Linked DNA regions of Homo sapiens: all the other regions are linked to region 2. A link is an interaction called in ENCODE POLR2A ChIA-PET data of the cell type or tissue named here. Cell type or tissue: B cell. All regions are shown on one strand. Links, peaks and the distances in the headings refer to the core of each region. The heading gives the core; the rest is flanking DNA. Region 1 overlaps DAND5 (DAN domain BMP antagonist family member 5). Region 2 overlaps NFIX (nuclear factor I X). Region 3 has its middle 19 kb from the start of IER2.

Evidence for each region. ChIA-PET counts read pairs that join two places held together with the same protein. Peaks named below come from ENCODE experiments on the same cell type or tissue, not always from the same donor. Only the 100,000 strongest peaks of a DNase experiment are listed, where the experiment ranks them.
Region 1: POLR2A ChIA-PET joins it to region 2 with 10 read pairs; 23 of 35 experiments call an interaction of 5 or more read pairs at or near these places.
Region 3: POLR2A ChIA-PET joins it to region 2 with 26 read pairs; 23 of 35 experiments call an interaction of 5 or more read pairs at or near these places.

What each region holds. Positions count from the first base shown.
Region 1 is chr19:12,973,453-12,982,587 of GRCh38, forward strand. DAND5 (DAN domain BMP antagonist family member 5) reads left to right here. Exons shown (of 2, transcript NM_152654.3): 2 at 1-1,308. The coding sequence ends at 182. Among named protein-coding and RNA genes, the nearest start is that of DAND5, 8.4 kb to the left of the region's middle. RefSeq lists an enhancer at 980-1,486. In B cell, for the core only: CTCF peaks have their summits at 4,566 (motif pointing right) and 4,771; DNase peaks (open chromatin) are centred at 13, 4,589 and 6,700; H3K27me3 peaks cover 1,739 bases.
Region 2 is chr19:13,088,721-13,099,465 of GRCh38, forward strand. It overlaps NFIX (nuclear factor I X), which reads left to right. Exons shown (of 11, transcript NM_001365902.3): 10 at 1,579-1,670; 11 at 5,915-10,076. The coding sequence ends at 5,929. It overlaps LYL1 (LYL1 basic helix-loop-helix family member), which reads right to left. Exons shown (of 4, transcript NM_005583.5): 4 at 10,313-10,745. The coding sequence ends at 10,599. Among named protein-coding and RNA genes, the nearest start is that of LYL1, 8.8 kb to the right of the region's middle. RefSeq lists a silencer at 6,798-6,887 and enhancers at 7,199-8,062, 9,308-9,447, 10,655-10,745. In B cell, for the core only: a CTCF peak has its summit at 5,269 (motif pointing left); DNase peaks (open chromatin) are centred at 5,251, 6,281, 6,851, 9,361 and 4 weaker places; H3K4me3 peaks cover 3,807 bases; H3K27ac peaks cover 4,109 bases.
Region 3 is chr19:13,163,561-13,174,305 of GRCh38, forward strand. No RefSeq gene overlaps it. Among named protein-coding and RNA genes, the nearest start is that of IER2, 19 kb to the left of the region's middle. RefSeq lists enhancers at 1,713-2,290, 3,742-4,369, 6,062-6,562, 6,563-7,063, 8,915-8,974 and 2 more. In B cell, for the core only: no CTCF peak of the experiment used is centred there; DNase peaks (open chromatin) are centred at 1,801, 3,378, 4,181, 9,061 and 1 weaker place; H3K4me3 peaks cover 1,752 bases; H3K27ac peaks cover 7,790 bases.

The DNA.
Region 1 (9,135 bases), core at 1-8,000, 120 kb before region 2:
CCTCTCTCTACATCCCTGGCTCGGACCCCACCCCACTAGTCCTGTGCAACAGCTGTATGCCTGCTCGCAAGCGTTGGGCACCCGTGGTCCTGTGGTGTCTCACTGGCAGCTCAGCCTCCCGTCGACGGGTGAAGATATCCACCATGCTGATCGAGGGGTGTCACTGCAGCCCAAAAGCATGAACTGAGCATCGTGGATGGGTGCACGGAGACACGCACCTTGGAGAAATGAGGGGAGATGGACCAAGAAAGACGTGGACCTGGATGATGTACTCTGGGTCAAGAGACCAGGGATGCAGGGTTAGGCAGACAGGTCCCCAGAGTCCTCACCCTGCTCCCCAGACAGTAGACACAGTGCCCGTCCTGGAGTTGCACCACTGATAGTCACAGCACACAATGATTGACAACTCACTTTTTTTTTTTTTTTTTGAGATGGAGTCTCGCTCTGTCGCCCAGGCTGGAGTGCAGTGGCGCAATCTCAGCTCACTGCAAGCTCCACCTCCCGGGTTTATGCCATTCTCCTGTCTCAGCCTCCCGAGTAGCTGGGACTACAGGCACCCGCCAACACGCCCGGCTAATTTTTTGTATTTTTAGTAAAGACAGGGTTTCACCGTGTTAGCCAGGATGGTCTCTATCTCCTGACCTCGTGATCTGCCTGCCTTGGCCTTATTATTTTTTTTTTTTAAGGACAGAGTCTCTCTCTGTCACCCAGGCTGGAGTGCAATGGCGCGATCTTGGCTCACTGTAACTTCCACTTGCCAGGCTCAAGCAGTTCTCCTGCCTCAGCCTCCTGAGTAGCTGGGACTACAGGCACCCGCCACCATGCCCAGCTAATTTTTGTATTTTTAGTAGAGACAGAGTTTCACCATATTAGCCTGGCTGGTCTCAAACTCCTGGCCTCAGGTGATCTGCCCACCTCGGCCTCCCAAAGTGCTGGGATCAAATCCACTGTTAATCATTAGGCTGAACTGTCTCTTATAGAATGAGGTCAAAGACACTCCCAGTTGCAGGGAGGGTAGATGGCCCCACCCAGACCGAGAGACACAGTGATGACCTCAGCCTAGGGACACCAAAAAAGAAAAAAAAAAAAACCCAAACCAAAAACGCAAACCAAAGCAGGCAGGCAGACAGCTGCTGGGGGAAATCCTGGGGTCCTTGAGACAGAGGCAGGACCCTCGTGTTCCCAGCTGCCTCTTGCCTTGATAGTGGTGCTGTGTCCCTCTCAGACCCCCCACCTGAGTCTCCACAGAGCCCCACGCCTGGCATGGCATTCCACAGAAACCATAAAGGTTGGCTGAGTCCAGCTGTCTATATGTGCATCTGTTTGTTCCTCCAACTGGGGTTCCCTGGGAGTGGGTGGCCCCATGACAGGGTGTGGGCATCTGAGTGCTCCCTCCCCAGCTGGGGCTCAGGGTCTTCAGCGGGCGAGGGCGGCCTGGCTTTGGGCGGCTGGAACCAGGGCCCTGGCAGATGGGCCTGTCTGGCACAGACGCAGGGACATGTGGCGTTGTCAGTGTTGCCTCCAAATGCCCCCCGGAGCGTGGGGCGGGGAGCCGGCCAGGCCCTTCTCAGCCCTCTTCCTGCCTCAGGAAGGAAGGCCTCAGGTGAGGGGAGCAGGAGGGGACCCGAGGAAACAGATGGGCCAGTGGGGCGTGGGAGCCTGAGACCCCTGACCTCACAGGCCTCACAGAGAGATGGGAACGGGACAGGCAGGCAGCTCCCAAGGCCCCTTGCTCGAAGGGCCCTGGAGGGGAGGGTCATGAAGGGCTCTGGGGGGGCTGCCCCATCCCTGTTCCCTCCAGAGTTCTGTGCCAAACCCCAGGCAGTGTCCGAGTGGGCAGCTCAGCCCTGGCACCATGGGCAAGCCCCCCTCTGGTGGGCATGAGGCATTTGCCTTCCCTCCCTCTGCTGTGCCCACCTCCTGCCAGCCAGGGGAGCCAGCTGGGAACCTTGGTGCCAGGGGAGCCCCCAGAGTCCCTGTCCCCTCCCGGGCAGTGCCAGCCGGCCCCTGCCCCGCCCCCCCAGGCCCAGTAATGGGTGGGTAATGAGTGCTGGGGGAGCGGGGGAGGGGCAGGGGATGCAGGTGCCACAGGCGCTGGCACGGGGGCCGCTAATCAGGTTTGCCAACGCCATCTGTCACCGCACGAGCATCTGGGGCTCAAGGTGACCCTGTCACCCTCAGTTACAATTATGAGTTTGGCATCTGTATTAAAGCCCGCCAGCCGGCCAGGCGGGGGACGGCTGGGGTGGGCACGGGGTTGCACGGTGAACCCCATCCCTGGGGTACCCTTCCCAGGGGCTGCGTGGCTGCCAGGCGTGGAGCTTCTTAGGGGACTATGTCTGTGTGTGTATGTGTGTGTGTGTGCACACCCATCCCAGTCTCCACAATTCTTAAAGTGTGTCCGGGTGCAGGGCTGGAAATCATAGGTTTGTGTGTGTCTCCATGGTGGCTGTGTGTCTAGGAGTTTGGTGGGCTGGCTGGGGGCGGAGCTCTGAGATTTTGTGGGTGCACAGATGTTCGTGCATCTGCATGCTGGGACAAGAACGTATGGAGGAGGGTGTCTCTTTGGATGATGGTGTGTCTTTTTCTTTTATTAGTAGTATTAATTATTATTCTTATTTGAGTCAGGGTCTCGCCCTGTCACCCAGGCTGGAGTGATCATGGCCCGATCCCTGCAGCCTCAAACTCCTGGGCTCAAGTGATCCTCCCTCCTCAGCCTCCCGAGTAGCTGGGGCTACAGGCTCATGACACCACGCCCAGCTAATTTTGTTTATTTTTTTGTAGAGACAGGGTCTCACTGTGTTGCCCAGGCTGGTCTCGAACTCCTGGGCTCAAGCCATCCTTCTGGTTTGGCCTTCCAAAGTGCTGGGATTATAGGCGTGAGCCACCACACCCAACCTGATGGGGTGTGTGTGTGTGTGTGTGTGTGTGTGTAAATGCACAGGGGTAGGTTGGGAGGGGTATCAGCTTTGGGAGAGGCCATGTGCAGTACTGCTGAGCTCCTCAGCTATCCCTTTGTTTCTATCTTCGCCAACTCCTGCTACGTGGCTGTGATCTGGAGGGCTCTGAGGACGGCTTAAGAATCTGGATTTTGGCTGGGTGAGGAGTCTCACGCCTGTAATCCCAGCACTTTGGGAGGCCAAGGCAGGTGGATTCATTGAGCTCACAAGTTCGCAACCAGCCTGGCCAAAATGGCAGAACTATGTCTCCACAAAAATATATTAAAAATTAGCTGGGCGCCGGGCGTGGTGACTCATGCCTGTAATCTCAGTACTTTGGGAGGCTGAGGCGGGTGGATGACCTGAGATCAGGTGTTCAAGACCAGCCTGGCCAACATGGCGAAACCCCGTCTCTACTAAAAATATAAAAATTAGCCAGGCGTGGTGGCGCGTGCCTGTAATCCCAGCTACTTGGGAGGCTGAGACAGGAGAATCGCTTGAACCCAGGAGGCGGAGGTTGCAGTGAGCCAAGATGGCGACACTGCACTCCAGGCTGGGCGACAAAGCAAGACTCCATCTCAAAAAAAAAAAAAAAAAAAATTAGCTGGGCATGGTGGTGTGTACCTGGAACCCCAGCTACTCAGGAGGCTGAGGTGGGAGAATGGCTTGAGCCTGGGAGGCAGAGGTTGCAGTGAGCCAAGGTTGTGCCACTGCTTTCCAGCCTGGGTGATAGAGCCAGACCTTGTCTCAAAAAAAAAAAAAAAAAAGAAAGAAAGCTCTCAATTTTGTAAGGTAGCCTTTGGATTCTAAATTCTTGGAGCTAGATTCTGGGTCTGGTGGATTCTAGTTTTGAGCAATAGGATCTAGATTTTTGGAATCTGAATCCCGGAGTATGGTTTCAGTGGCACCATCATAGTTCACTGCAACCTCAGACATGTGCCACTACACCCAGCTAATTTTTAAGTTTTTTGTAGAGATAAAGTCTTGCTATGTTGCCTATCGTGTCCCAAACTCCTGGCATCAAGTGATCCTCACGCCTTGGCCTCCCAAAATGCTGAGATTATAGCTGTGAGCCACCACGCCTGGCTGAGTTCGTGGATCTGGAGTATAGATCTTGGTATGATTGGAATCTTTTTTTTTTTTTTTTGAGATGGAGTCTCACTCTGTTGCCCAGGCTGGAGGGCAGTGGCGCAATCTCAGCTCACTGCAAGCTCCGCCTCCCAGGTTCAAGCGATTCTCCTGCCTCAGCCTCCTGAGTAGCTGGGATTACAGGTGCCCACTACCACACCCAGCTAATTTTTATATTTTTAGTAGAGACGGGGTTTCGCCATGTTGGTCAGGCTGGTCTCGAACCCCTGACCTCAAGTGATCTGCCTGCCTTGGCCTCCCAAAGTGCTGGGATTACAGGCATGAGCCACCGTGCCCAGCCCGGTATGATTGGACTCTAGATGCTGATCCTGGGTCCTGGGATCTGGATTACCGGCTCTTAGTTCTGTATCTGCGTTCCTGCTTCTGGACTTCAGTCTCTGGGCCTGTGTGCTCTGTGTCCTCTCTGTCCACAGCTCCAAGTTCAGCAACTGGGCGGCTGCCTGTCGTCCCTCCATGGATGGGTGCAGAGACCACCTATGGCCACCAGGGGACACCCTTGGTCTACATTTGGTCCAAGCTGCCCGACTGGAGGAGGAGTCTGGGACCACTGTGGCCCAGTTGGACTCAGCCCTTTCAGGAGGACCAGGGGCTGGACATCACTTTCCCCCACTTCCATCCCAGTCTCTGCTGGGACCTGAAATCTGTCAGCCCCCACTGACTCAAACGTGGAGAACTGGACTGAGCACCCCCACAGTGTTCTGAACAGTACCGTGGGACAAGGTGCCTGCCCAGTGAGTAGGTCAGACCCAGGGTTGAAGCCATGTGTGTCCATGAGGGTGACAATGAGTGTCTGAAAACGTGTCCAGGTGTGAAGGCGAGGGTGCACCATTCATCAGGAGTGGCCACATATGACAGCATTGCTAAGAAGTGTGAGCCTGGGAGGCGCGGTGGCTCAGGCCTGTTGTCCTGGCGCATAAGAAAGTGAGGCCCAAGGCCGGGCGGGCGGATCACGAAGTCAGGAGTTCGAGACCAGCCTGACCAACATAGTGAAACCCCGTCTCTACTAAAAATACAAAAATTAGCCTGTCGTGGTGGCGCGTGCCTGTAATCCCAGCTACTTGGGAGGCTGAGGTATGAGAATTGCTTGAACCCAGAAGGCGAAGGTTGCAGTGAGCTGAGATAGTGCCACTGCACTCCAGCCTGGGCAACAAGAGCAAGACTCCGTCTCAAAAAAAAAAAAAAAAAAAAAAAAGTGAGGCCAGGCGTTCAAGCCCTCATCTATGTAACAAAACAACAACAACGACAACAAAAATGTGAACCTGTGTGTTGGATGGTGTGTGGCCACCACTCACTGTATTCACATGTCTGATAAGGTCCTCATGAGACAGTGCACCTACACGGTTGTGTCTATAACTGGGAGATGTCACCAGGAGCCCTTGTATGAGTCCGTGTCCATGTCATATTCATGTGTCTGCGTCTATGATTGTGTCACTAGGAATCTATAGGTATCCATAGGTATGACTGGGACCATCTAGGGGAAGTGTCACTGGGTGACGGTGTCCTGGAGTGTCAGAAACAGTGTCCTGGCTGGGTGCAGGACCTGTAATCCCAGCACTTTGGGAGGCTGAGGCGGGCAGATCACCTAGGTCAGGAGTTCAAGACCAGCCTGGCCAACATGGTGTAACAGTGTCTCTACTAAAAATACAAAAATTAGCCAGGCATGGTGGTGTGTGCCTATAATCCCAGCTACTAGGGAGGCTGAGGTGGGAGAATCGCTTGAACCTGGGAGGCAGAGGTTGTAGTGAGCTGAGATCATGCGCCATTGCACTCCAGCCTGGGTGACAGAGCGAGACTCTGTCTCAAAAAAAAAAAAAAAAAGAAGCAGTGTCCCAGCACTTTGGGAGGCCAAGGTGGGAGGATCATTTGAGCCTAGGAGTTCAAGACCAGCCTGGGCAACATAGCAAGACCCTGTCTCTACAAAAAATTTAAAAAATTAGCGGAACATGGTGGCATGCACCTGTAGTCTCAGCTACTCAGGAGGCTGAGGTGGGAGGATCACTTGAGCCCAGGAGTTCAAGGCTGCAGTGAGCTATGATTGTGCCACTGCACTCCAGGCTGGGTACCAGAGCAAGACTTTGTTTCAAAAATAAATAAATATGGCTGGACATAGTGGCTCATGCCTGTAATTCCAGCACTTTGGGAGGCTGAGATGGGCAGATCACCTGAGGTCAGGAGTTCGAGACCAGCCTGGCCAACATGGCGAAATCTGGTCTCTACCAAAAATACAAAAATCAGCCAGATGTGGTGGCATGTGCCTGTAATCCCAGCTACTCGGGAGGCTGAGGCAGGAGAATGATGGAACCCAGGAGACAGAGGTTGCAGTGAGCTGAGATCGCACCACTGCACTCCAGCTTGGGCGACAGAGTGAGACTCCATCTCAAAATAAATAAATAAATAAAATAAAGAAGCAGTGTTCCTGAAGGCTGAGCCTCTGTGTCAACAGTGTCTTATCAGGGGCTGTGTGAAGGTGTGTAGGACAGAGGGTATGCTTTCTGAGAGTACCAAACCAGGGTGAGTGGAAGGGGCAGGTGGGACCAGAGACTCTCAGAGCAGGGAGCTGGGGTTGTTTCCAAGTTTCTCTCCTTCATTCCCTCACATCTGGGTATATCTCACCCTCCATCTTGCTATGTCTTTTTTTTTTTCCCTTGGGACAGGGTGTGGCTCTGTCACCCAGGCTAGAGTGCAGTGGTGCGATCATGTCTCACTGCAGCCTCAAACTCCTGGGCTCAAGTGATCCTCCCACCTTAGCCGTAGCTGGGACTACAGGTGCAGGACACCACGCTTGGCTAATTAAAAAAATTTCTTTTTTCTTTTTCTTTTTCTTTTTTTCTTTTCTTTTTTTTTTGAGACAGTGTCTCACTCTTGTTGCGCTGGCTGGAGTGCAATGGTGCAATCTCGGCTCACTACAACCTCCGACTCCCAGGTTCAAGCGATTCTCCTGCCTCAGCCTTCCAAGTAGCTGGGATTACAGGCGCATGCCACCACACCTGGCTAATTTTTTGTAGTTTTAGTAGATACGGCGTTTCGCCATGTTGGCCAGGCTGGTCTTGAACTCCTGACCTCAGGTGATCCACTCGCCTTGACCTCCCAAAGTGCTGGGATTACAGGCGTGAGCCATCGCGCCCAGCCCTTAACATGTTTTTTGTAGAGATGAGGTCTTACCATGTTGTCCAGGCTGGTCTCAAACTCCTAGGCTCAAGCATTCCACACACCTTGGCCTTTCAGAGTGCTGGGATTACAGGTGTGAGCCATCACACCCGGCCGCTATGTCTTTCTATGGCTGTGTGTCCTCTGACCTCTCAGCACTTCTGACTTTGTCTGGCTATCCCCATTCCCCTGATTTTTTTTTATTTTTTATTTTTATTTATTTATTTTTTTTGAGACAGGGTCTCACTCTGTCGCCCAGGCTGGAGTGCGATGGTGTGATCTCGGCTCACTGCAACTTCTGCCTCCCAGGCTCAAGAGATTCTCCTGCCTCAGCCTCCCGAGTAGCTGGGATTACAGGCGTCCACCACTACTGCCCGGCTAATTTTTCTATTTTTAGTAGAGACAGGTTTTCACCATGTTGGCCAGGCTACTCTTGAACTCCTGACCTCAAATGATCCACCCGCCTCGGCCTCCCAAAGTGCTGGGATAACAGGCGTCAGCCACCGCACCCAACCCCCCATCCCCTGATTTTTCCCATTGCTAAGCACAGCACACCAGGCAAGGAGGGTCCAGGGGTATTGGCTGACTGGTCCTGTCCCGTCTCTCACCCCAACCCTTCCTCTCCCATCTTGCTCCCGGGCTCTGCCTCTCCGTGGTCTTCTCCCTCCACCCGTCCTTCCTCATTGGTGTGTTTCTCTCCACCTTCCAGGTCTCTCCCGTTGTTTCTCCCTCTTGGATTCCCCATGTCTTTCCCTATCTCTGTCTCTGTCTTTGTCTCTCTTCTGTCTCTTTCCCCACCTTTTTTTTTGTGAGACGGAGTCTCGCTCTGTTGCCCAGGCTGGAGTGCAGTGGTGTGATCTCGGCTCACTGCAAGCTCTACCTCCCAGGTTCACGCCATTCTCCTGCCTCAGCCTCCCGAGTAGCTGGGACTACAGGTGCCCTTCACCACGCCCAGCTAATTTTTTTGTATTTTTAGTAGAGACGGGGTTTCACCATGTTAGCCAGCATGGTCTCGATCTCCTGACCTCGTGATCCGCCCGTCTTGGCCTGCCAAAGTGCTGGGATTACAGTCATGAGACACCGCGCCCGGCCTCCTTTTTTTTTTTTTTTTTTTTTTTTTGAGACACAGTCTCGCTCTGTTGCCCAGGCTGGAGTGCAGTGGCGTGATCTTGGCTCACTGCAACCTCCACCTTCCAGGTTCAAGTGATTCTCCTGCCTCAGCCTCACAAGTAGCTGGGATTACAAGCATGCACCACCACACCCATCTAATTTTTGTATTTTTAGTAGAGACGGGGTTTCACCATGTTGGCCAAGCTGGTCTTGAACCCCTGACCTCGTGATCTGCCTGCCTCAGCCTCCCGAAGTGTTGGGATTACAGGCATGAGCCACTGTGCCCTGCCTTCTTTCCCCTTTTGTGTCTCATTTCTCCCACTCCATCTCCTCTTGTCCATTCTTCCCAGCCCTAAATCTTCTCCTATTTATGTCTCTTTTCATCTCTCTCCTTTTCTCCTAATTTTTCCCTGTCCCTCTCATCTCCCTATCTCTCCTCCTTTTTTCTCTTGTTTATTTATGTATTTATTTTGAGACAGAGTCTCGCTCTGTCACCCAGGCTGGAGTGCAGTGGCGTCATCTCTGCTCACTGCAGCCTCCACCTCCCACATTCAAGCAATTCTCGTGCCCCAGCCTCCGGAGTAGCTGGAATTACAGGCACGTACCACCACACCCGGCTACTTTTTGTATTTTTAGTAGAGACGGGGGTTTCTCCATGTTGGCCAGGCTGGTCTCGAACTCCTGACCTCAAATGATCCGCCCACTTCGGCCTCCCAAAGTGCTAGGATTACAGGTGTGAACCCCCATGCTCGGCCTCCTCTCTCCCTTTATCTCTGTCTCTTCCCGTTTT
Region 2 (10,745 bases), core at 1,428-9,427:
CCCCCCTTCCATCCCTCTCCCGTCCCTTCTCCGCAATTCCTTTCCCAGGTTAGATGTTCCAAGGACGAGGGAGGGCTGTGGGCTTTGGCTTACTTCATCTCTCTCTCTGTCTCTCTTTCTTTTCTTTTCTTTTCTTTTTTTTTCCTCTTAAACCAATGACAAATTTTGTCAAAGGGAAAAGAAGAAAAATCATTCGAGAGGTCCCAGGTAGACCCGGCGTGAAGGACAGGAGGATGGGGCGGGTGCTGTCTGTGGGCCAGGGTGGGCAGCTCTGGGGGTGGGCAGGCCACAGGCCAGGGCAGTTCGGTGGCGGTGGGAGGGGTGGCCCATCTCACACTGCTCTCCGCTCGCTTTGTCTCTCCTCCTTTCTCGTGGTTTGAGTTCTTTTCCCCTCTCCATCCTCTTCATGCCATCTTCCCATCTGCATCCACCATAAGACATGAAGTCACAGTCATTGGAGGTGGGCAGGGTGGGGGATGGGAGCTGGGCTACAGGGTTCGGGGGCCACTTCTGGAGAGAGGTGGGCAGAATCTGGTGAGCATGGAGTCCCTGGGTGTGTCTGGTGCAGGGCAGCGGCGGGCCTTCCAGGTAACCTGTGACACTCCTTGCCTCCTCTGGGGGCATCTTCCCTTCTGGGGGTGCAGGGCCTGTTCCCTCCAGCAGGGCTCCATCTGGACAACCTGAGAGGAACTCAGGGCTGTTGAGATCATTTTGTCTTTGGGCCCCAGGATGGCTGCTCCCAGGCATCTGAGCCCTAGGGCTCTGCCAGGCTCTCCAGCCTCCTCCTCCTCTATTGCCTTGGTCCTGGAACCACAGGCCTGTTGGACCTGGTGCATCAGTCAGAGGAGGAGAATGCCATAGGCCTGAGCCTTGCCACCCCCTGGGCCCAAGCCAGGCAGCCAGCTCCTAGGCCCTTCTCTGACCCTGCCCTACCTGGCTCAGACCTCCATTGGGCACCCTTTGGGTTCCCCAAGCCTGCCTGCCTGGTCCTTGGGCCTGCCCAGAGTGGTAAGAGGTGTAGCATCTAGCTAGGCCACCCAGGTTGGAGAGGTAGCCTGGCTGGGAAGGCCTTCCCGAAGCAGGGTGGGGCCGGACTGCCAAAGCCTCCACCCTCCCCTGGCCCCCTCTCTTCAGTACCTGAGAGGGGCCAGTGGGAAAGCAGGGTTATCCACTGAGGGTACCTGGGGACCAGGGCTATCCCCAGCCCTGCCCAGTGCCTCACTAGCGGGTGGAACTGGGTCCAGGAGACTTGTCTCAGCCTCCAGGGCCTCTCCCTCATCCCAGCTGTGAAAAAGGATGCCTGGCTGAGACTGTGGCTTCTGAGTGGGTGTGTGTCGGGGGTGTAGTGTGTGTTCCTGGTCAGTGAGAGGATGAGGGTGTCCCTCTGTAGTGGGGGGCAGGCTCGGAGCCTGGCCTTCAGCTCAGATGCCCCTCTGGCCCATCCTTCCCACTGCCAGCCTAAACTCGGGCAGCATGGTCTAACTCAGTCTCTCCCTCTCTCAGCAGCCCCGAGGGGCAGTGCCCAGGTGGGCCCCAAGGCCTGACAGGGTCTCTCCCTCTCTCCCCTGCTCCCCACAGCATTCGCAACGACAGGCGCCTCCTCTGCCAACCGGTTTGTCAGCATCGGACCCCGGGACGGCAACTTTCTGAACATCCCACAGCAGTCTCAGGTAGGAGACCCTGCCCACCACCTGGATGCAGGGACCAGGGGAGTAGTCAGGGTTGGGGGGCATCTTGGTGTTAGGGAAGAGCCTGGAGTCCTTGGGGCTAACAGGGAGAGAGAGGTCTGAGGTGGGGCTGGAGGGCCCAGGCTTTTGCACGCCCAGCTGAGCCTGTCTCCCCAGGCAGCCCCCAGGCTCCCTGGCTAATCAGCTAATTGGATAATTAGCTCTGACAGCCCTGGCCCTGGGGAAGGCGGCCAAGGACCCAAGTCTAGAGGCCCTCTGGGCCAGGCCTGGTAGAAGCAAAGATGGAAGCCTGAGGCCCATCGGGAGGAGAATAGAGTCTGCCTCACTGCTTTCACCTGCCCCGACTGGAAGCCCCGGCCCCTAGCCCTCCCCTTTCCCCTGGCGTTGGGTGGGCTGGGTGACGGGTGGAGGAGGGACAGAGGGCCTGGTGGGCTGCGTGCCCAGAACTGGCACTGAGGGCAGGGCAGGGCAGGCCGCCACCCTAGAGGCCCCTCACCCAAGTCTCCAGGAGTCCTGTTAGGGAGAAGGCCAGCATGCTGGAGACCTCATCCTTGCTCCTATCCCCTGCTGACACCACCCTTAGTTCTCACCAGGAGACAGATCCCCGTCACAAGCAGGGCATAAGACTACTCTTAGCCCTCCAGGTGGAGACCCCAGAGGCCAGTGCCCACAGAGCCCAGTGCCCTTGGGGGCACAGGGAAGACCCATCTCAGGAGGAGGACAGAGGCAGCTTTAGGGGGCCTGAGGCTTTTACCACCCAGGGTTTTGAAAAAGAACATGCAAAGATCTTTCTTTTGCACATTTTACAAAAACACCACCTTGGAGGTGTCCTCAGCCCGGGGAAATCCACCTCTCTCAAGAGCCCCTGGGGCCACCTCTCATCTCCTGCTCTGCCTCTGTTCTGGGGCCTGAGTCCAGAGAAAGTTGGTGGATGGAAGTTGTGTGTGTGGTTTGAGATTGTTTTTTTTTTTTTCTTTTCCTTTCCTTCCCTCAAAAAAAAAAAAAAAAAAAAGCCAAAAAACTTTGTCAAACTTCAAACTTCAGAGCTCCCTAGTGGCAAGGAGGGGAGGGGAAGAGAACTTCAACCCCCTCCAGCTTCCCACCCCCTTTCCCCAGAGTCACGTCTGACCCGTCTGGTTTCCAGGAGCAACCAGACATGATGTAACACCCAGATGAACTTGAACTTGGGGGTGCTGAGAAGAAAAACAATGGCTCCGAGCAGGGGCTGGAGCCAGCCCCCTCTGCTCTGTGCCAGGGAGGCCGAGAGAGCCCTGCTGGCAGAGGCGGGAGGGGGTGCGAGAGGAAGGGACAGCAGGCGGGCCTCCCCTCCCAGCTCTGGGCTGGCACCAGGCTTCAGGGTTCCATCGCTCCCTCCCTCCTGCTGCCTGCCTGGGCTGCTCACAGCTCTGCGGTCGTGCGCTCCGAGGACCACTGCCACGAGCCGTCCCTGCTAACCCTGTTTCCGCTGCCTCCTTTACTTTCTTTGCTCACTTTGCTTGGACGTTTGGGGGCCAAGTCAGAGTTTAGGGAAAGTTTGTCTCCCCCCATGTTCCCTGTGTCTTAGGCTCCAGGAGGTAGGAGGAAGGAGTCCCAGCGGGGGTCCAGGGCCCCTGAGCAGGCAGGTGTGTCTGGGAGTGGTTGGGGGAGCGGAAGCTGGACAAGCGGAGCTGGAGCCCTCGGGCCTGGGGGCAGGCAGGCGGCTGCAACGGGCGGGCGCAGGGGGTACAGCCGGGGGTGGTTTCCACAGTAACCAGTGACTTTAGCTGATCTCTGGAGCACCAGATGGAGAGAGAACAATAGAATGAGGGAAGAAAAGAGAATTTTAGCAATTTTGTCATTCCCTGGGCAGCGCTTTTTACTTAGTTTTAATCAATTTTGGACCTGGCTCAGGAAGTAGGGAGGGGTGAGCAGAGAAAGCCACTCTGTGCTTGGCAGCAGATCCCCCATTTCTGGGACCTGTGGGGAGGTGCCGGGGAGCCCCCTTGGGGCAGCCTTTGTCCCTAACTCCAGACCTGGAACCAGAGTCTTCCTTCCCTGAGGAGGACCCCCCAGTCTGAGCATTGGCAGTTGTCCCCAACTGTACAGCTCAGGAGACCCCAAAGGGGCCAGTGTGAGGCCCTGGCATGATCTGCCAGGAGCAGATAGGGCAGGTGGGGCCCTCCCTGTCCTATTGTCCACAAGCCTCATTTGCCTGGTGAGGAGAGGGGTGGGCTTACCACCAGAGTCAGCCTCCCCCTCAACCTCGGGGCAATGGCACAGGGTTCCTGTATAGTCTCCCCTTGGGAAGGGGGTCCCAGGGAACAGGCCCAAGCCTGTGGCAGGTGGGGGTCACCCAGCCCAGGCGCTTCCCACCCCCGGGCCTGGGCCAGAAGCCCAGGAGCTGGCTGCGGGCCGGTTCTCCCCCACCCACTCTGGGGATGCCTCAGGCCTGGGTTTCCGCCTTAGCCTCGCCAGGCCCCAATGAGCCTCTGTTTGGCCTGTAGTCAATTGACCGGTTGGACTTGGGGCAGGTGCTCGAGGAGCCCCACTGAGGGAGGGCAGGTCTCTTGTGCGTACTGTCCAGCACATACAGGAAATTTAGCATTTCTGCCCACCCAGCAGCGCCTGCTCATTGTGGCAATCCCAAACCGCCACATTTCCAGATGCTCTTGATCTGCACTGTCCATTGTGGTAGCCACGGGCCACGTGTGGCTGTTTACATTTAAATTATTAACTAAAGAAAAATTTAGTTCCTCAGTTACAGTAGCCACATTTCAAGTGCTTAGAAACCACTTGTGGCTAGTGGCTACTGCAATGGAAATGAGAACATTTCCATTGTCACAGAAAGTGCTAGATGATCTCCAAGGCCCTTTCTGAAACTCAGTGTCCCTATCCTCAGTCCCAAACCAGAGCCTGAGAGCAGGTCTGGCCTGCAGGCAGAATGTTTGACCAAAGCAATGTTTTAAATATTGGAAATTTTCACACGAAATTCTGTTTGGGCTTCTGGCTTCTTTTGAAAAGTTGGCAGATGAGCTGCCCTGGGCCCTCACCCTGACCCTAGGCAGGGCACAGGCATTCTGGCCACCACAGACCCTGCTTCCTCGTGCTCGCAGCACAGGCAGCAGTTAGGAGCACAGCCTGCACTGCCCCTTACATTTGAACCCTGGCTCTGTTGCCCGAGGGCTGTGTGGCCTCAGGCAGGTCACGTACCCCCTCTGTGCCTAGCTTCCTGGTGGGGTCAGGGCAGGGGTGGAGTGAACCAGGACCTGGTATGTGCTCTGTAGTTGGCTCCGCCTGGCCCCTGCAGACCAGAGTCTGTGACAGCCTGGGAGAGGTCCCAAGATGCATTTTCAGGGACCCTCATTTTGCCCCAACGGTACTACCAGGTGCACCCAGGCCCAGTAGACCACAGTAGACCCTGACCCACCACTTTGCCAGGAGGTGGGGCTGGAGCCTTGGATGGAGGGCGTAGCCAAGCAGCCCAGACCCTTGGGGTCTGCCCTGGGTGTGCTCTGAGCTGAGCCACCAGACACAGGCAGACAAGACAAGGCCCTGTCTGTGGGAAGGCAGCGCCCCCTGCTGGCGATATGAAGGAAATGACGCTCACCCCAGGGAGCCTCAAGTCCTTCCTCAATGTCTGGTGCCCTGAGGGTAGAGGATCCAGCACCATGGGCTACGTGGCCCCTCCCCCAGGCCTGGCGCTACTAGGGACTGAAGCTGTGTGGTTCCCCTGCCCCCAGTCTTTCAGCCTGTGGGACCTTGGCTGGGGTATATAGATGGGAATTTCTGCTTTTAATCCAAAGAGACAGAAAGAAAACTCAGCAAGAAGCTGGGCCACCCCCAACCCATTCCTAAAACCCCTCTGGGTACAAAAGCCCCAGCCTGGCATCTTCCCCACCCTCCAGGACCCACACAAAAACCTAAACAATTGGAAACATGGCCAGATCTCAGGCCTGTGCCAGCGCCAGCCATGGGGGTCCCACCCGCTGGGCACAGTGCCCACGGGAAGGCCAGCTGGACTCTAGCACTAGGGGCAGAGTCTCTGAGGGGGCGGGGTTCTCGCAGGAGGGAGGGAGAGAATGGGGATGCCCTTTCTTCTCCATGGGAACAAGGTGGGTGGTGGCTGCCCGGCACCCTGGCTCTTTGGGAGCTGGACCCTTGAGGGGCCAGGTCACTGGGCCAGGTAGGAGTGAGATGGGACCTGCCCCAGCTGTTCTCAGTATCGCCTCTTTTTCATCCTGTTTCAGTCCTGGTTCCTCTGATAAGATCGACAAAAGAAACAACAAAATGAGAAGAAGAGGTTCCTCGAAAGGGGGGAGAAGAAATTTTGAGAATGGAAAAATCCCCCAGCCCAGCCCAGCCCCACCGAAAAGCAAAAATTACACGTCGTCAGCCACTCAGCCCTTCTCTCCTCCAGCCCGGGGACCCCCGCGGGCCCCAGAAGCAGCCCAGTTCTCAGAGAGCCCTTGGAAGGGGTCTCGGTGGAGCTGTGCACCAGCAGCCAAGCAGAAAGAAACACGCGACATGGACTCTGTCAAGTAGAGGACAGAAAGCAAGAAAGGATGCAGAACTGCCTTCCTCCCCCTGACCCCGCCCCGGCCTTCTGGGGAAGGAACAAAGTCCCCAAACAAAGCAACCAGCACAATTCTGAAGGGGCCTGGCCTCCACCCTCACCCCTTCCTAGGGGAACCCCACCCTCCACACAGCCGGAGCTGCCCTAGGGAGCCTGGAGGGCCAGCTTGTAAAGATGATGGGGTTTAGATCCCTCAGGCTCTCCCCTCCAGACTCCGCCCTTCCCTCCCTCCCTCCCTCCCTCCCTCTCTGCCAAGGCTCCAGCTTCTTCCCCCAGCTGCTCCCGACCAGGAGGGGGAGAGCAGCCTCCACTTACCCCACCCCACCCTTGGGCTAAAAGCCCCCAGGCGGGCAGGGGGTGACCCCTGGAGCTAGTTGCGTGTCCCAGAATGGAGGGTGTTCTGACACCCCACCCTGAGCCGCAAGAGCAGTCCTGGGGCCCTGGACCCCTCTGTACAGTCCGTAGGAAAAAGTCGGAATGCTCTCGACGGCCTCGTCCCAGCCTGGGACAGGCCCCCTTTCCCCTCTCTCTGCAGGCCAGGAGGGCCTCCTTCCTGCCACGAGGGAGGGGAGTCGGGCCCCAGGTCGCCCCCGCCCCCAGCCCTGCATGCAGGTGCCCTCGCTCCGCCCCATCAGTTCCTGCCCCTGCCCCTCATGCAGACTGCCCTGCTGGGGCCGGGCCGGAGGGTGGAGCAGAAAGGGGACCCCGGAGCCGAGCGAGGAGGACCAGGCAGCCGCCGCTGCCGCGCTAAGCCACCACCTGCGCTTAGGTAGGCGTCCTGCTCGCCGACTTTCAGTTCCTTGGGAGGGTGTTGGGTGTCGTCCTTTTCAAAAGTGTTTTGGAGCTTTCTGTGCCCCCCGACTTTCCCCCGCCTCCCCGCCCCCCACGTGGCCACTTTTCTCTGGATTTTAGCTGTAATGTCTTTACTCTTTATTTAGGGGTGGGGCATTCATTGTTTGGGTCTTTTGCTGTTGGAATGGGAACTCCTCCTCCATTTGAGCAACTTGGGAACAATTTGGTAACACACCACAGGAAGTAGCTCTCCCCCCCAGCCCCCTCCTCCCTCAAGGGAGGGTTGGGGGGCCTGTCCAGAGGGTCTTCAGAAGCCCCCCTGGGAGGGAGGGGAGGATGAGCACGCCCAGCTCCCCTCCAGGGTGTGACTTGGCCCCTCTGGCTTGTCTTTCTGTGCCTTACTCCTCCTCCTGCGTCTCCCGTTCCTGGCCCCTTCTTGAGTCCTTGTGCCTCTCTCTTTCTCTCTCTTTCTTAATTGTATGAAAACACAAAGCACAGGTCAGGATCCTCTGAGAGAAAATCAACATTGCACCACGTAGGGGTGGGCTATGGGCTGTATTTATTGTGAATCTAGTTTGTGAGGCTGTGGCCCCGAGCTGGCGGAGGGAGGGAAGAGGAGGGAGTGACGGGAGGGGAGGAGGTCAGCGACCTGGGGCCGTAGCGGCAGGCGAACGGTGCCTGCTACCCAGCTGGAAGCCACAAGGTGGCTGGCTCCAGGGGCGGCTTTTGTTGGAAGTTGAGTGAAGCCCTCCCCCTGTCCTCAGCGTGCAGCCCTAGAGGACCCCAGGGCTGAGGGGCAGTGGATCCTGCGGGAGTCTCCCGGGGCGTGGGGAGTAAGGCCCCGGGGGTGGGGGGCCGGGTGGGCCGGGCGTGACGCGCGGTCAAAGTGCAATGATTTTTCAGTTCGGTTGGCTAAACAGGGTCAGAGCTGAGAGCGAAGCAGAAGGGGCTCCCTGTCCGGCCCACGTGCCCTTTCCCTCGACGACAGTCGAGGGCTCGGGCTCTGTGGGACTGTGGGAGCTAGGGTCTGCGGGGCGCCTGCCCGGGCGAGGTCGGAAGCTGCAGGCCAGCTGGGCCCGGGCCGGAGCGTGCCCGGCGGGGCTGCCCGGGCGGGCAGGGGGTGGGGGCTGCTCCTTTCCCAAGTGGTGTTGTGAGGGGCAATGAGGGCAACAGGAGATGTGGGGACGTGTTAGGAGAGAAAAAAAAAAAAACAAAAATATATATGGGGGAAATTAACTTTTTTTTTTCATTGAACCAAGTGCAATGCATCAGAGAGTTTTCCTATCTTTGTATGTTAAGAGATTAAGAAAAAAAAATTCTATTTTTGTTGTAATGTCCTCGCGGCTCTGGGGACGCTAAAAGAACCGGGCCTGCCCCGCCCTGCGCGGGGATAACGAAAGCTGAGTGTTTTTCCCTTTTTTTTGTTCGTTTTTAGTTTTTTTTTTTTTAAGTCGTTTTCCTGCGTTGACGAGGATGATCTGGGGTTTTTATTTGTTTCGTCGTTCGTTCTGTTTCGGTGGGAGGGCTGAAGGAAACGTTCACATTTTAGAGTTTAAAAAAAACACCTCGACATTTAAAAAATCAACCAACACAAGATCAAAAAGGAAAAGGACGAGAGAAAAATTATTTTTAAGATAATTAAACATAAAACCCTGGTGCTTCTTACATTATAAAGTACGTTTTAAAGAACCCACAAACTATTATACATAAGTTTATGAATCAATTAAATATCCTGCACTTGTTAGGAATACGCATATCCCTTCTTTGTTGAGTTTAACGGAACGGGACAGCGGCGTGCCCCCGGCGGCTGGACTGCTCCGGCCGCGGGTCTCCCCGGGCGCCCCTCCCTGGGGCCCAGCACCCCTCCTCGCCCCATCCCCGTCCGGGTACGGGGGCGCGGCAGGGGTCCCCGGCCCCTCCCCCGCAGAGGTCAATGCCAACGAACAAACGTCCCCTCCCTCCCTCCCTCTCCGCCCCGAGCGCCCTTCTTTGAGCCAGACGCCAACTTGACCCTCACCAGCATTATCAGGAGCGCGCTCAGCAAGTTGGTAGTTTCCTCCCCCCTTTCCCGGCGCCCCTCCCGCCCCCATTCAACATCTCTCATCCTATCCCCGACCCCCTCCGGGGAACACCGGGAAGGCTCGACGCTCCAGGACAGGACCAGCCACGCTGACAGGTCGATTTGCCCAGGCCCGCGCCCGCACGCACGCACGCACACGGCCCCGCACACAGCCCCGCCCCACCCCGCAACCAGCCCTGTCGACTGCCTTATACACCCGCCCCCGCGCTGGCCGGCCGACCTAGTGCCTTGTTCTCACCCCCGTGCTGGCGGAGCGGACGCCGCGCTCTGGGTCCCAGAGGGGCCGGGTGGCTCAGACGACCCACCACTCCCCCACCCTGACCGTGCTGAACAGACCCCCCCACACGAGAGAAAATAAAGGAGCAATAAAGTCACGAGAACTTTCGTCCCCCAATCGAGAGCCCGAGGGGCACCCCAGCCCCGCCTCTGCTCCCCCCCACCCCACCCACCCTCGGGGCGCCCCCCTCCCCCCGCAAGCCAGCCTGGGCCAGCCCCGCTTCGGCCCCTCCCGGGAGATCCGTGCGCCCGACCAGCACCAGCATCGCGGACCGCAAAGGCCGCCCGTCCCGTCAAACAAGTTTCTTCTTAGGCTAAGAAACGCAGTATATACGAGTATCTCTATATATAGTACTAATGGATTTGGTGTGCTTCCCCCTTAGCGTCCCCCTCCCTCTGCTCCTCCTCCTTCAGCCTGGTCTCCCCCTCTTCTCTGCCCTCCACCCCCGTCTCTGCACTGAGATACATAAGAAACAAGGGTAGTTTACTGTCTGTTTTGTTTTCTGGGTTTTCAGTGTCCTAGCGGAATGCAAGTAGGCAGCCAGCCCGTCTGTTCCCTCTCCGCCCCGCCCCGCCCCGCCCCCGTCACTGCGCTTCTGTTATACCATCTTTGCCTGACTCTCTCCGGCTTCTCCATTGAATGGCTAATGTGTATGTGAAATAAAGAAATAAAGAAAAACAAACGCGAGAGCGCCTGACCCTTCGCTAACGCGACCGTGCGGGACTGGGTCGGGGTCGGTAGGGTGCGTCCCCGACTTGGATTCTGCGCCTCTGTCCAAGCGCCGGGAGCGCAGCAGACGCCGTCGACGAGCGTCTGCCCCTGGGTCTCCCGGAGGGGCCGACGGTGAGAAAAGCGAAGCCTCCCCAGCCCCTCCTGGCCTCCCCCCGCGACCCCAGCCCGGAAAAAATGAGGCACCACTTGGGTCCTATGACTGCTCTGCCATGTTGCTTTGCCGACCTCGCCCCTGGGAAGGGGACCGGGCAAGGCCACTTCCAGAGGGTTGTGGGTGATTTTTTTAAGGGTCTGCGGGTCCCTTGGGGGTCGATGATCACCCTTCCGGACCCCCGAGACCTTGCCCCTGACGTCTTCACTGGTCCTTCTTCGGGGGAGTTCGCTCCCGAACATGCGCAGCACGTCCACTGCCCTTTCCTTGACGGCCCTGGGCCGAGTCCCTGGTGCCCTCCGGCTCAGAGGTGCTGCCGCGTGCGGTCACCGCACCTCTGGGCTCAAAGCGGTTTGCTCCATCTTGATGGGCCGGGCCGCTCCACCGGGGCTGCCGTCGGGGTCGGCCGGGGGCGCGGGCTGCGAGCGCGCTGCCGCCTCGGCCCTGCGTCCGGATCCCCGGCGGGCGCCGTC
Region 3 (10,745 bases), core at 1,147-9,146, 75 kb after region 2:
TGTGTTTGGGGGAGCCCAGATCTTCTCTACCTGTGTCCAGATGAGTTCAGAGCCCCGACGTTTGTCCAGGAAAGCCCACCTCTGTCCAGAAGCGCTCTGACCAGGACCTTTCCTGTTTCCTGAGGCTCAGCCTAGGGGGTCATCCCACCCAGGTCTGTGTTAAGGGGAGCTTGTGTCTCCCCAAACATGTCCAAGTGAGCTGAGCTCAGGAGCTGAGGCCTCCCCATATCGTGCTCCCCGCCTGGCCCTTTGGTGAATCCCTTTCTCAGAAGAAACCCTCAGGGGCCCTAGCCCTGCTGCCCTTCCCTGCACTGTCTTCGAGCCTCCTGGCCCAATTGGCCCCTCCCCCAGTACACTGTTGAGTCTTAGTTAAGACATAATCCCAGCATTCACTGTCCCCCATCCCCCAGCTCTCCCGCACCTCGGCGGCTGGCCGGGCCCCCGGGAGTGCCGTCATCCCAGCCGGCTGGCCACCCGACTGGCACCAATTAATTTCCTCCTCGGCCTGTCCACCCAGGGCCTCGGCCTGTCTGGTTGCCAGCTGCTCACCCTCAGCCAGCCCGCCCCCTCGGGCTCCCAGGGAATTGCCAACAGTTCTCCTCCTTCCTGCAACCCCCCCACCCCCAATCCAGGCCACCCCACCCAGCACAGTTAATCAGAAAAAGCTGACAGTTAGGACCTGGAGGAGTGATCTGAAATCAGATGGAGGAGGGGTGGGATGTTAAACTTTCGGACCCAGGGATGCTTGGGGTGGAGCGGGGGCATGGCTGGAGGGAGGCAGAGGATCCAGTTTTACTTAAGAACCCCAAATCAAAGGCTTGTAGCTTCCAGATGGGGACTGCAGGGAGGGCTGACCCCCTCCCGCATACACCAGGCGGGCAAGGTGGAGCGCCCCTCCTCGGAAATTGCCCCCCGCCCAAGATGCGTCAGTGACAGCTGTGCCTCCTCAGCCCGCACCCAGCCGGTTTCCTTTTCCTGTGCACACTCTCCCGATGGGCTGGCCTTCAGCCTGGAGAGACTCCACGGCCCCTTGGAAGGGGCTCCCCAGAGGGTCTTCCTGGACGAGGGGGAGGGGACAGGCTGAAGAACAATGGGGCTTCTGTGGCTGCAGGACGCCAGGCACTTCCTGTTAACCCTTTCCTCGGGGTGCAGCTGCAGGGAGCACCTCCCAGGTCCCGCCTTGTGGGAAGGGGCAGAGGCAGCCTGAGGGGAAATCTTGTTGCGGGAATTAACTGTTGTGTTAATTGAGGCTTTTGTGAGTGTACTTAGGAGGGGTGAGGTGAATCACACCTTTTCTCACTTGATGGAGTTACAGGGCTTTCTCCTCTATTGCTGAGGGCTGTGCAGTCAGGGACGGGGCAGGGCTAGCCTGGGAGAAGCCTGTGCACTGAGCTCAGAGACGTTCAAGGCTTTTCCCCAGATAGGTTACACCAGGATCTCCAGGGCATGGACAGGGATGGGGTCGGGGAACCCAGGCATCCTAGGTGAATCCAAGGAACAGCCATGTCTGCAAACCACTGTTCTAGCTGCCTTGCTGGGCTTACCTAGGGGCCACGATCCCTGAGTCAGTTCCCTTGGCAGCCTGGGTCTCAGTTTCCCTTGGCTTGTAGAAGTTCTTTCAGGGGCCTACCAAGAGGACACGGCAGTCTAGGAGCTCCCTAAGGGGCAGGAGTGGGCTGGGAGCCTTGGAAACGGTTTGTTTCTCCTGGGAGCCCTGAGAAGTCATGTTGGGGGAATTAACTGCTGTGTTAATTGAGGCTTCAAGCCAAGTCCCCTCTGTTTACACAGAGAGTCTGAGAAATGCCCTCGGAAGATTCCGAGAGCCTCCAAAGGCCCCAGAGACTTTGCTTCTGCCCTGGAGGCTTCTGGTTTTTTACGGGTAAGATAACCTCTCCCATAGTCAAGAGAGAGACTTACTGATGCTTATGGCAGCCCCAGGCCCTGAAGGTATGCTGTACTTGGTCACTTCCGTGCATTTGTTTAATCCTCACCACAAGCCTGGGTCAGGATAAAAAGTAGGCACTTCACTCTTTTTTTTTTTAGGGGTCTTGCTATGTTGCCCAGGATGGTCTTTAACTCCTGGGCTCAAGTGATCCTCCTGCCTTCGGCCTTCCAAAGTGCTGAGGTTACAGGAATGAGCCACCGTGCCCAGCCCAGCCCTAAAGTAGGCCTTTTTTTCCCCCCGCGACGGAGTTTCACTCTTGTTGCCCAGGCTGGAGTGCAATGGCACGGTCTCAGCTCACCGCAACCTCCGTCTCTGGGTTCAAGTGATTCTCTTGCCTCAGCCTCCTGAGCAGCTGGGATTACAGGCATGGGCACCATGCCCGGCTAATTTTATATTTTTAGTAGAGAGGTGGGGTTTCGCCATGTGGGTCTCGAACTCCCAACCTCAGGTGATCCGCCCGCCTTGGCCTCCCAAAGTTCTGGGATTACAGGTGTGAGCCACCGCGCTCGGCCTTTTTTTTTTTTTTCCTTCTGAAGTGGAGTCTTGTTCTGTTGCCCAGGCTGGAGTGCAGTGACGCGATATCAGCTCATTGAACCCTCTGCCTCCCAGGTTCAAGCAATTCTCCTGCCTCAGCTTCCCAAGTAGATGGGATTACAGGCATGCACCGCCACGCCCAGCTAATTTTTGTATTTTTAGCAGAGATGGGGATTCACCATGTTGGCCAGGCTGGTCTTGGAACTCCTGACCTCAGGTGATCTGCCTGCCTCAGCCTCCCAAAGTGCTGAGATTACAGGTGTGAGCCACTGTGCCCCACCAGGTAGGCACTTTCATTAGCCCCATTTTACAGATGAGGGAACTGAGGGGAACTGAGGCACAGAGTGGTTAAACAAAGTGTCCAGGGTTACCCTGTCCAGTAAAGCAAAGCCCATTGACATTCTTCCTCTCCTGGATTTTTTTTTTTTTTTGAGATGGAGTCTTGCTCTGTCGCCCAGGTGGGAGTGCAATGGCCCAATCTTGGCTCACTGAAAGCTCTGCCTCCCAGGTTCAAGCAATTCTCCTGCCTCAGCTTCCTGAGTAGCTGGGATTACAGGCGTGCACCACCGTGCCCAGCTAATTTTTGTATTTTTTTTTTTTTTAAGTAGAGACGGGGTTTCACCATGTTGGTCAGGCTGGTCTCGAACTCCTGACCTCGTGATCTGCCCGCCTCGGCCTCCCAAAGTGCTGGGATTACAGGTGTGAGCCACCACGCCCGGCCGGATTTTTCTTCTTTTCTTTTCTTTTCGGTGGGGAGGAGGAGAGTGTGAGGACCTTTGTCCTGGTTGGTGAACTTTTGCTTAAACCCAGCTTCTATCTCTGGTTCTCAGATAAGGAACCAGCTCCTTCTGGGAGCTGAGAGCCGCACCCCAGGTCTCCTTGCCACTCCTGGGCTACCTGTTTTCTCTTTCCTCATATCCAGGGCTGATCACTCACCAGGTTCCCTCTTAGAATCATTTGCCACTTCACTTCATTTTCCTCTCTTCTCCCCTTTCTGCAGGATGAACACTTCCCCAGGGGTCAATCTGTGCACGCTCAGTCCAGGGGCTGGGTAAAGACAAAGTTTTTTGTTTGCTGTTGTTCACTTGTTTATTTAAATTTATTTATTTTGAGATGGAGTCTCGTTCTGTCACCCAGGCTGGAGTGCAAGGCGCGATCTCGGCTCACTGCAACCTCCGCCTCCCGGGTTCAAGCAATTCTCTGCCTCAGCCTCCTGAGGAGCTGGGATTACAGGTGTGCACCACCATGCCCGGCTAATTTTTGTATTTTTAGTAGAGATGTGGTTTCACCATCTTGGCCAGGCTGATCTTGAACTTCTGACTTCGTGATCCACCTGTCTCAGCCTCCCAAAGTGCTGGGATTACAGGCGTGAGCCACTGCGCCCCACCCTCACTTGTTTATTTACTTGTTTTGTAAACATTATTTACTGAGCATGATCAAACTGCTAGACTGGAGAGGCTGCTGCAATCTCCTCCCTCTGCCCCCGCCATTTCCTGGTACCCATCCTTGCTGGTGGTGTCTGCAATCAGCGGGGCCCTGGCTGAGTTCACGGGAAAGGAAATGGCTCATTGCTTCAGCCTTTAGACCGGGGGGCAGGGAGGGCCTGTCGGGAGGCCGCCTAGTCAGGGGCGTGTCAGAGGCCAGAGGGGCCGGGGCCCAGCAGCTGGGGCTTGGTAAGCTCTGGAGCCTGGGCTCCAGGCCAGCTCGCTGCCAACCTCCACCTGAGACCACCCCACCCCCAACCCCCTTCCTTCTCTCCCCTGCTGCCGAGGCGCGCCCTTCCGGAGTGAAACTTTGGTTTCTCACGACCCGGAAGGCTTGAAGCAAACCTGCAATTACTCACTGCCTGGTCTGTGCGGGCTGCAGCTCTCAGACTCAGGATGAGGTGGCGGTAGGTGGGGTGGGGCTCTTGGGACCCTTTTACCCCTTCGTGCTGCTGGCTGGGGGAGGCCACTAAAGTCTGCGCGCTGCCTTCCACGCGTTCTCCAGACACTTTCCAAATCCCTGCGGACACTACCTTATAAACAGATACTGGAATTTTCAAAGTACTGTCATGCTGTTTGGGACCAGAAATTCCCTCCCATGAGGGTTGGATATGAAGCCAGTTTGGAGGGGGAAGCTGAGGGTGCATGCCCCTGGATCTACCAAAGCCTTCTCTTCAGTCTGGGAGGTTTTTTTTCTTTTTCTTTTTCTTTTTTGAGACAGAGTCTCACTCTGTCGCCCAGGCTGGAGTGCAGTGGTGTGATCTCAGCTCACTACAACCTCCACCTCCCAGGTTCGAATGATTCTCCTGCCTCAGCCTCCCGAGTAGCTGGACGACAGGCGTGCGCCACCACACCTGGCTACTTTTTGTATTTTTAGTAGAGACAGGGTTTCACCATGGGTTTCAGAGGGTGCAGTGGCTCACGCCTGTAATCTCAACACTTTGGGAGGTCGAGGCAGGTGGATCACTTGAGGTCAGGAGTTCGAGACCAGCCTGGACAACATGGTGAAACCCTGACTCTACTAGAAATACAAAAATTAGCTGGTGGTGGTGGCATGCACCTGTAGCCCCAGCTACTCAGGAGGCTGACTCAGGATAATCAGGAACCCGGGAGGAGGAGGTTTCATTGCTCCAGACTTTGAGACTCCATCTGAAAAAAAAAAAAAAATTAAGCCAGGCAAAGTGGCTGATGCCTGTAATTCCAAAGCTTTGAGTGGCTGAGGTGGGATGATCACTTGAGGCTAGGAGTTCGAGACCAACCTATGCAACATGGCAAGACCACCACACCCCCATCTCTGCAAAAAATTAGCCAGGTGTGGTGGCGCACACCTGTAGTCCCAGCTACTCTAGAGGCTGAGGCGGGAGGGTGGCTTGAGCCCAGGAGTTTGAGGCTGCAGTGAGCTATGATCATGTCACTGCACTCCAGCCTGGGTAACAAAGCAAGGCCCAGTCTCAAGAAAATCAGTTATTTTTGCATATGTATGGCGTACATAAGAACATTTGTTACATGTCTATAATGTAACCTCTCTCTGCTTTGCTTTGCAGCTCTGGCAGGGGCAGGGCAGCAGTGCTATGATGAGGCCACTTGTAATTGGGGGTGTTCATGGGAGGGCCTTTGTTCTCTGAGCACTGAGTGGGCACTGCTGTATCTCCATATGCCTGGGATCCTCATTGGTTCCCCTCCTTTCTCCCAGGCTTGTGCCTCTTTCTTTTACTTGACTTTTTTTTTTTTTCCACCCAGGCTGCCGTATAGTGGTGCCATCTCAGTTCACTGCAACCTCCACCTCCCAGGTTCAAGCAATTCTCCTGCCTCAGCCTCCCCAGTACCTGGGACTACAGGCATGTGCCACCATGCCTGGCCGATTTTTGTATTTTTAGTAGAGACAGGGTTTCACCATGTTGGCCAGGCTGATCTCAAACTCCTGGCCTCAAGTTATCCATTAGCCTCAGCCTCTGAAAATGCTGGGATTACAGGCGTGAGCCCGGCCTTTCTTCTTTTTCTTTTTTCTTTTGTTTGTTTTTTTAGAGACAGGGTCTCACTCTGTCACCCAGGTTGCAATGTAGTGGCATGATCATAGCTCACTGCAGCCCTGAACTCCTGTGCTCAAGTGATCTTCCCACCTCAGCCTCCCAAGTAGCTGGGACTATAGGTGTACATCACCATGCCTGGCTAATTTTTTAATTTTTTTTGCAGATATGGGGTCTTGCTATGTTGCTGAGGCTGGTCTCCAATTCCTGATTTCAAGTGAGCCTCCTGCCTCTGCCTCCCAAAGTACTGTGATGAGCTACTACGCCTGGTCATTGTCCCTCTTTCTCATGACTCTCTGGACATCCCTGGGGTGGAGGGTGGGGCAGGCACACACATCCCTCAACTTCCCAGTGGTTCCACGATGACTAAGCCAGCCCTGTCCCTGAGGCTGGGAGTCTGGAGCTAGGATCCACCCCCATGGCCTCATATCCCAACCTTGAGCCTGGGTTTCTGGTCAGACTGGACGGGCTAGCTCGGTCTCCTTAACTCTCAGAGTTGCCTTGTCCAGGCCCAGCGGGTCCCACACAGCCAGGCACACCCCACCCCACAGGGCTCCTGGGAAATTCTCTGCCCCACCCTCAGGCTGCCTCAGACAGACTGAGGTTACCTGTGATTGTCCCAGATAACCCGAGTGAGCCCATCCTCTGCTCTGGGTGGCTCCCTCCCTGGCAGCTGACCTGTAAATTTTGAAAAGATGGGGACAATGCTCAGCTAGGAGGGATGCTCCTGCTGTCTTCCCTGCTGGCCTGGCCACTCCCCAGACTGGACAGGTCCCTTGGCAGCTCTTCCCAGCAACCCAGGCAGCCCCAAGCCCCCTCTTGCTTGGTGTTCCAGGCCAGTGAGAATCTCACTTCTTCTCCAAAACTTTGTCTTCCAACTCCTGTTTTGTTGTGTTTTGTTTTTTTATTGAAACAGGGTCTCATTCTGTTACCCAGGCTGGAGCTCATGGCATGATCATAGCTCACTGCAGCCTCAAACTCCTAGGCTCAAGCAATTCTTCCCACCTCACCCTCCTGAGTAGCAGGGACTACAGATGTGGGCCACCATGGTCAGCTAATTTAAAAAGTTTTTTTCTTAGGCCAGGCATGGTGGCTCACGCCTGTAATCCCAGCACTTTGGGAGGCCGAGGCAGGTGGATAACAAGGTCAGGAGTTCGAGACCAGCCTGGCCAACCTGGTGAAACCCCTGTCTCTACTAAAAATACAAAAATTAGCCGGGCGTGGTGACAGGCACCTGTAGTCCCAGCTGCTTGGGAGGCTGAGGCAGAGAATTGCTTGAACCCGGGAGATGGAGGTTGCAGTGAGCTGAGAACACTCCACTGCACTTTAGCCTGGGCGACAGAGTGAGACTCTGTCTCAAGAAAAAAAAAATTATATATATATAAATTAGCCAGGCATGATGGTGAGTGCCTGTAATTCCAGCTCCTTGGGAGGCTGAGGTGGGAGAATCACTTGAACCTGGGAGGCAGAGATTGCAGTGAGCCAAGATTGCTCCACTGCACACCAGCCTAGGTAATAGAGTGAAACTCCATCTCAAAAAAGAATTTTTTTTTTTCAGAGATGGGGATCTCTCTGTGTTGCCCAGGCTGGCCTCAAGCAATCCTCCTGCCTCAGCCTCCCAAAGTGTTGGGATGACAGGCATGAGCCACTGCGCCCGGCCTGTGGTTTCTCCATGTGGGGCCAGATCACTCTTTGTGCAGGGAGCTACCCTGTGCATCTTTGATGTTGAGTAGTAGCCCTGGCCTCAACCCTGTGCCAATGAAAGATGTCTCCAGATGTTGCCAAATGTTGGGGTGGGGTGGGGCGCAGCCTTGCCGCCTGCTTCACCTGTTCTACCTGTCCATACTCATACCAACCTGCAAAGTAACTTAGACCGTGTGTTTTCTTTTTCTTTTTTTTTTTCTGAGATGAGGTCTTGCTTTCTCCCAGGCTAAAGTGCAGTGGCACGATCTCAGCTCACTACAACCTCTGCCTCCCAGGTTCAAGCGATTCTCCTGCCTCAGCCTCTCGAGTAGCTGGGATTACAGGCACCCGCCACCATGCGCAGCTAATTTTTTTATTTTGAGTAGAGATGGGATTTCACCATGTTGGCCAGGCTGGCGGCTCGAACTCCTGACCTGACCTCAGGTGATCCACCCGTCTCGGCCTCCCAAAGTGCTGGATTACAGGTGTGAGCCACCGTGCCCAGCTGGAGCATATGTGTTCTTTTTTTTTCTTTCTTTCTTTCTTTCTTTTTCTTTTTTTTTTTGAGACGGAGTCTTGCTCTGTCACCCAGGCTGGAGTACAGTGGCGCCATCTCGGCTCACTGCAAGCTCCGCCTCCTGGGTTCATGCCATTCTCCTGCCTCAGCCTCCCAAGTAGCTGGGACTACATACAGGTGCCCGCCACCACACCCGGCTAATTTTTTTGTATTTTTAGTAGAGACAGGGTTTCACCATGTTAGCCAGGATGGTCTCGATCTCTTGACCTCTAGATCTGCCCGCCTCGGCCTCCAAAAGTGCTGGGATTACAGGCATGAGCCACTGCGCCTGGCCAGGAGCATGTGTTTTCTCATCTTGGGCCTGGATCGAGTCCTTATGGTGGAGGTGATCTGCGGGTTCCAGAATCTTGGGAAGGGATTGGTGAGACCATAGCATGGCCCATTGCACCGTCCCTCTACCTGGAGTGAGGGGTGCCAGCCTCCCATTTCCTGGTGGGTGGGCTTGCTGGATGGCAGCCTGAGGTGGGTGGAGTCAGGCTGCCTTGTTCTATTTCCTGGTTCCCAGGGTTGGGTGGTGGCAATGGTGGCCCCGGAGCCAGAGGGCTTGGGGTACCCTGATCCTGCCTCCGGATTTACTGGGTGGGTGCTAGGGTGTGTGCTCCAAGACCGATGGCCCCTGTGGGCGTGGAGGAGAAACCAGAGACTCAAGCAGATCTCCCTGCCTGCCTTCTGCCCTCATGTCCCACTTCACCTTGGCTCTAGGCCAGGGGCTGCCAGAATGGTGACTCAGAGCGACTGAGAAGAGGAGAGAAACAGAATGGAGGTCCTTATCATCCTCCAATCTCCGCCATCCCAGCATCCCCATAAAGGTCAGGACCCTTGAGGCCACATGTCAAGACCATCCACACTGCCCTCTCCTGCTTCCTCCTCCTCTACCCGCCCTCTTTCAGTGGGATTTTTTTTTCCGGGTACCACGCTAGGGCAGGAAGGCAGAAGTGAGCATGGGGCGTGGAACGTCTCTGAGGTTGGAATATATTTAGGCCAGGAGAAGAGTGTGTGTGTGGTGCTGGCCAGGCCCTGGCGCCGGCTCGGCGGGCTTGAGGAGTGATGGTGGGGGGCCCTGAGCCAGTGTGGGGATGCTCCTGCCTTCTCCCTTTTTTTTTTTTTTTTTTTTTGGTTTTGAGATGTAGTCTCGCTCTGTTGCCCAGGCTGGAGTGCAGTGGTGCGGTCTTGGCTCACTGCAACCTCTGCCTCTTTGGTTCAAGTGATTCTCTTGCCTCAGCCTCTGGAGTAGCTGAGATTACAGGCATCTGCCACCACGCCCGGCTAATTTTTTCTATTTTTAGTAGAGATGAGGTTTCACCATGTTGGCCAGGCTGGTCTCCAACTCCTGACCTCATGATCCGCCTGCCTCGGCCTCCCAAAGTGCTGCGATTATAGGTGTGAGCCACCGTGCCTGGCCACCTTCTCCCTTTTAAAGACAGCCTGTCAGCTTTGGGGAGGAGGAGTGGGAATCACTAGGCCCCCACCAAGGCTGAGGCAGGCCCTGTGTGGGCCAGATACATTTAGCATCTTCAAAACAAACCAGCAAGACTAACATCAGGATCACTTACAGCTGTAAACACAAGGCCCAGAGAGGTTAAGTGGCTTTCCCAAGGCTGTTCAGGAAAGAGGTGATGATGGAAGGGTTCTCTTGCTGGCCCGGCTGGCTGCCACCATTCATGCACGCAGTGTTCATTCATGCAACACCTTTGTGGGTACAGCCTAGCCTGTGCCAGCCCCCAACAACGTGCGGGAGAACAAGAAGCCAACTGGACCCAGGTCGGCAAACCGCAGCCCATAGGTGGCATTCGTCTGTTGTCTCTGCACGGCCCTTGGGCTAAGAATGGTTTTTACATTTTTAAGTGGTTGAAAACAAAAGAATAAGAGTATTCCATGATACATAACAATTATATGAAATTGCAATTCCAGCCTTCATGAATTCAGGGTACACAGGTTACACCCATTTGAGTCCACATTGTCTGTGGTTGCCTTTTCGTGACTGTGGCAGAGTGGAGCTGTTTTGACAGAGACCCTGCAAAGCTAAACAACTTTCCTATTTGTCCCCTCCTCCCCTGTCCCCCTCACACTTTTTTTTGACAGAGTTTTGCTCTTGTTGCCCAGGCCGGAGTGCAACAGCGCAATCTTGGGTCACTGCAACCTCCACCTCGTTGGTTCAAGCGATTCTCCTGCCTCAGCCTCCTGAGTAGCTGAGATTACAGGCGCCTGCAACTATGCCCGGCTAATTTTTATATTTTAAGTAGAGACAGGATTTCACCATGTTGGCCAGGCTGGACCGGAACTCTGACCTGAGGTAATTCAGCCGCCTCGGCCTCCCAAAGTGCTAGGATTACAGGCGTGAGCCACCACACCTGGCTTTTTTTTTCTCTCTCTCTCTTTTTTGAGATGGTGTCTCACTCTGTCGCCCAGGCTGGAGTGCAGTGGCGTGATTTCGGCTCACTGCAACCTCTGCCTCCCGGGTTCAAGCGATTCTCCTGCCTCAGCCTCCTGCAACC